Regions from separate parts of the Homo sapiens genome. Here region 2 is linked to region 1. Evidence: read pairs that join two places in POLR2A ChIA-PET (ENCODE). Cell type or tissue: GM12878. All regions are shown on one strand.

Evidence for each region. ChIA-PET counts read pairs that join two places held together with the same protein. Peaks named below come from ENCODE experiments on the same cell type or tissue, not always from the same donor. Only the 100,000 strongest peaks of a DNase experiment are listed, where the experiment ranks them.
Region 2: POLR2A ChIA-PET joins it to region 1 with 10 read pairs; 3 of 35 experiments call an interaction of 5 or more read pairs at or near these places.

The regions. Positions count from the first base shown.
Region 1 is chr2:37,851,056-37,853,555 of GRCh38, forward strand. The region is part of intron 2 of PIRAT1 (PU.1 (SPI1) induced regulator of S100A8 and S100A9 alarmin transcription 1); the gene reads right to left. Among named protein-coding and RNA genes, the nearest start is that of PIRAT1, 24 kb to the right of the region's middle. In GM12878, a CTCF peak has its summit at 957; DNase peaks (open chromatin) are centred at 606, 1,006 and 1,501; H3K4me3 peaks cover 330 bases; H3K27ac peaks cover 2,077 bases.
Region 2 is chr2:37,617,562-37,620,061 of GRCh38, forward strand. No RefSeq gene overlaps it. Among named protein-coding and RNA genes, the nearest start is that of CDC42EP3, 53 kb to the right of the region's middle. In GM12878, no CTCF peak of the experiment used is centred here; no DNase peak of the experiment used is centred here; H3K4me3 peaks cover 484 bases; H3K27ac peaks cover 2,232 bases.

The sequences.
Region 1 (2,500 bases):
GCCTCCCAAAGTGCTGGGATTACAGGCGTGAGCCACTGCGCCTGAGATACTGTTAAAACTCAGTTTTACATTTTCCCCTCCAGCTAGTGTGTCTAAGGTAGACACTGGTCAAAACTGTTGATATTCATTATTTGGAAATATAAAAGCAGTCGGTGCTTGTCTTTTCCTGATGTGGCGCATTTCTCAACCAAGCCTGCCTGTTATACTCTCTGTACAACCCTGGCCAAATTCTTTAACCTCCTGAACTGCCTTCCTATTCTGAAGATCAACCCATCTCACAGCACTGCAGGTTAAGAAAGCTCCTGCACAAAACCCTTAAATGTTAGTTCCCTGGCACCGAGAAGTAGGTGGGAAGTTGGCTTAGCCAGAGAAGTAGTAAATTATCTATTCTACCCTTTTGTAGACATTAACTACATTGCTAGAGAAAGAGAACATGCCCTCTTGTTCTTTTTCCTCCTACCGGTCACAGCTTAAATGTCACTTTCTCAGGGAGGTCTGTCTTGGCCACCCTACCCAAAGAAGGTGGTGTCCTGTTTTATTCTTTAGTACATTTCCTGTTATTTCCTCCGCAGTCCTAATCAGGACGTGAGCTTAGTAATTAACTTACTTGTCAAGTTGTTTCTTATCTCCATGCTGCCCCTGTTACATTACCCGAGGTCAGGCCCCTCTCTGTTTTCTCCCTCTTGTATTTCCAGTGCCTTTAAATTTGTACCACTTAAATGTGGTAAATCTTGTTCCTGAAGGTTCCAGGGCCTTGACTTGCATGTTCTTTTCCCTTATTTAAAGAATCTGAAATAAATTATCTACTTAGTTTGGTCCTTCCTGTGGCTGTTTGCTTGCTTTGGCAGAGTGAAAGTGAAATGTATTTTAATTTTTTTTTAACTTTACAGAAGCCATTAATATAAACCACAGAAATGGTGAGTTTCAATACCTGAAGTTCTGTGAATAATTACTGGGTGGAGCTATTCACACAGGCAATTTTCTGCTTTCCCCATGAGATAAAACCCCAAAAATGTGTTACTATAGCAGCCTGTTTCCTTACTGAGACAGAAACAAAGCAACCTATGAATTAACGTCAACCATTCCCCTGTACTGTGTATCCTCCCAGTTCTTAGTCTCAATGTGCCAGCAGATACACCAAATGTTGGGTTAGTGAAATGTCTGACACCTACACATGTGGAATAAAACGTGCATGTACACAAACTATAATTTAGCAGTATCAGTAGTAACTGCAAACTGAAAAAACAAAAAGGAAGTTGCATTTAAACATAGTGGTGGGCAGTCACCTCAACAGCATTGGGAAAGGGCTGTGCCCTAATTTGGGAAAATTTTCTCATTTTCCTGTTGACTTTGGCCCAGCAAAACGAATGGATTCCATTGGGATGCTCCCTGGTGAAAATCCTACCATCCTGAGCAAATTCAATGGCCAGCTCATGTCCAGTTCCTGTCATTAGTCAGGTTTCACATGAACAAGTGTGGTTTTCCAGAGCTAAGTACTTTCCACAGACAAAGCACCATAAAGCCACTTCTGTGACAGTGAAGTGAAGGCAGTGACATGTGGAACCCTTGTGGAATCTAGAGAAAGGGCTCAGAAAGCCCCCTATGCACCCATGGCTGGGCTCCCAAGAGGCCCCATCTAGTCCAAGATGGTTTCTCAGAAGCACTGAATCCAGAAGGCCATTTAGTAAGCAAAGTCATTTCTCATGGCATTGGTCCCTTTAGAAGCATCCTCCAGGTATGTCCAATGGGAGAGGACATGGTGGGACTGACTTAGAGAGACCCAAGTAGAAACTGCCTTTGGGCGGGGTCCAGTGGCTCCAGCCTGTAATCCCAACACTTTGGGAGGCCAAGGTGGGAGGATCACTTAGGCCCAAGAGTTCAAGGCCAGCCTGGCCAACATAGTGAGAACTTGTCTCTACAAAAATTTTTTTAAAAAGTTAGCCAGGTGTGGTGGCACATGTCTGTGACCCCAGCCACTCAGGAGGCTGAGGCAGGAGGATCGCTTGAGCCCAGGAGGTCGAGGCTACAGTGATCTGAGATCATGCCACTGCCCTTCAGCCTGGGTGACAGAGCGAGACCTCCATCTCTAAAACGCAAACAAACAGACAAACAAAAAACCCAAACCTGCCTCTGAAGAGCAGATCTTTGCTCCTCAAAGTGAGCCAGGACCCACAGCATTACATTTCTGATGCAAAGCCGCAGGCCCACGCCAGACCTGCCGACTGAGAAACTGCATGTTCACAAAAACCCACAAGAGTCATGAGCCTAGTGAAAGATGAGGCACACTTGCTGATTTTGTAGATGCTCAAAATAAACTTTGTAGAAAAATAGGCCTGGCAAATATGAGCTCATGGAGGAGAGGAATGGTGCTTTACTCTTTTTTTTTTTTTTTTTTTTGAGAGGAGTCTCCCTCTGTTGCCCAGGCTGGAGTGCAGTGGCGCAATCTTGGCTCACTGCAAGCTCCGCCTCCTGGGTTCACGCCATTCTCCTGCCTCAGCCT
Region 2 (2,500 bases), 230 kb before region 1:
GGAGCTAAACTCAGGTTTGCAGGAGTTAGCATTACTTCTTCACCATGGAAAAGAAAAACAAGGACAGGTGGTTGCATAAAGGACCCAGTGATTAAATCGAAAGCACCTGTGAAAACTCAAAGTCAATATTTTCTTTAAAGGAAGGGAGTGTACACAATCATGGTTGTTTAAGTTAGCTACCATAGCAGAAATGACCTGAATATCAATGATTGGCTTCAGCTGCTCAGCACGTCCTTCGGGTCGAAAAGTTGGGCAGTGGCCTCTGCCAACTTGTTTTTAATGAGATATCCTAATATTTTGAACAACATTGCTATGCTTCTATTTCTACCTTAATGAAAACAATGATATCACTTATACTTATTAAGCACTAGCCATGCATCCAGCACAGAACTAAATATTTATATGGATTATCTTGATTAAACTCCTCACAATAACCCTATGAAGTAGCTGCTATTTTCACGAATAGATGATAAAACAGAGGCTTAGAGACAATCTGCCCACAGTCATATAGTTTGTAATTGAGTCAACCCATGGCTGTTGTGACTCCAAAGTCCATGCTCTTACTTAGTATTGCCTGCCTGTCTTCATCAGTTGGGTAGAAGGTAACTTCTAAGTTTGTGTGTGTGTTGGTGGCAGGGGTTGGTGTTTTTTTTTTTTTTTCCCTTCCCAGGTGTTTGTTATCACAATGATTTTCACAATTCCATGTCCTGTTCCTGTGCTCTCTGTGGTGTTGACTGCATCAGTGGGAGCTTAGCTGGGGCACCTGAGTTCTCCTCCAGGTGTCCTCTGTGAGTGGTGTCTCATCCTCCAGGGCATCTCCACATGGCTTCTCTCCAGCAGAACAGCCTAGTCTTCCTCACAACATGGCAGCTGGGATCCAAGAGGGAGCTTAACCAAGAAAACAAACCCCTTTTCCAATTGCTTATATTAAGCCTCGCTTGCTAAAGTCTCATTGGCCAAATCAAGTCACATGATCAAGCCCAGATTCAACGCAGGAGAGAACTTTACCAGGGGTAAATATCAGGAAGTGTCATTCATTGGCGAAGCCACAGTAGAACAGTCTATCTCATTAGTAATAATAGTAATGATATCTTTCATATATTGAGCACTTACCATGTGCTAGTCAGTGTGTTATAGGCTTTACAAAATTATTTTAATCATCATAGTAACCCAACCTATCAGCTTGGTTTTATTCCCATGTTATAGGAGAGGAAACTGAAGCTCAGACTAACCTGATAAAATGACAAGAGTGAATTCAAACACTGATCATTCTAAGTTCCCGATCCAAGAGATAGAAATATGGTATACAGAAAATGAAAAAAAATTTTTTTTTCGTATAATGATAGCCCTTGGAATTCATAAGGAAAAAAATAAAGGTACTAGTCAATGACTTTAATGCTCAGTAGGTAGCATGTTTAGGGGCCTTCCTGCCTCAAGACTAATTCTCTTGTATTTGCAGCCAGCCTTTCTAATTCTGGTATTTTGAATGGAGAACAGTCAATAAACAAAATTGGGTATAATTAGGCTAATCAAAATGTGAAATAATATAGTGTAACTTTTCTTTTAATCAGCCTCTTGTTTTATTCTTTGGCTAAATGAGCTGGTCTTTCCTCTGGCTGTGTTTTCAAAAAGTTCTGCTCCAAACCATTTGGCAAGCAGTGAGCTGGAGAAAGAACGAAGGGGAAGGGTCTATACCCTATAATGATGCAGATTTCAAAACATAGCTTGGATTTTTGGAAAATCCCTTCATGAGCATGAAAAATACAACAACTATGTTCAGATGCTTTTGCCAGCTGAAAACCACCATGACACTTGAGATCAGTTGCAAACGTTCTCTCCTTCCCCACCAGCACCCAGGGCTGTGGTCCAGGCAGTGAACACAGTGTTTGGCCTGTCCCAGGCCTAAGGGTGTATGAAGTGTGGGCATTGTTGGGTGAGCTTGGCTGGGAGGGCAGTGCCTCAATGCAAGGGAATCATGTGGAAAGATTCATGGAAATTTATATTAAAATATGATACCTCCAAAAATAATTTCTTGCAAGCAGCAAGAATTAACGCATTGTGAAACAAACAGAGCTTTCACTATTAACTTCAGGGAAGAAAAAAAGGGAGGGTGGCTGGCTCAGTGGAAAATATCGGCTGTAAGCTGTGATTTTTTTTTTCTTGCCTTTCCCATGCTAGATGGCACTAATTGAAGAGCTCAGTTGTTTGGGGAGGGGGTTTTTGGAGGAATGTAACATGATCACGTGATTTTTGGTGCATCGTGGGGTCCCTATTTTATTTTCACTGTTAACTCCACCATTGTTTTGGTCTTTGAGGTAATTTTAAATTTTAAGCTGATTGCATGATTTTTCTGGAAGTCAACACTCGGAGAAAAGGCTGATTTGGAGGGCCTGCAGAAGTGCTGGGGTGGGTGTTGACAGATCTGAGTGACATTTGCATGGTATTTCCCTGTGTCACCCCACCCCTGCCACCCTTAATCACCCTAGTGGCAGTGGTTTAA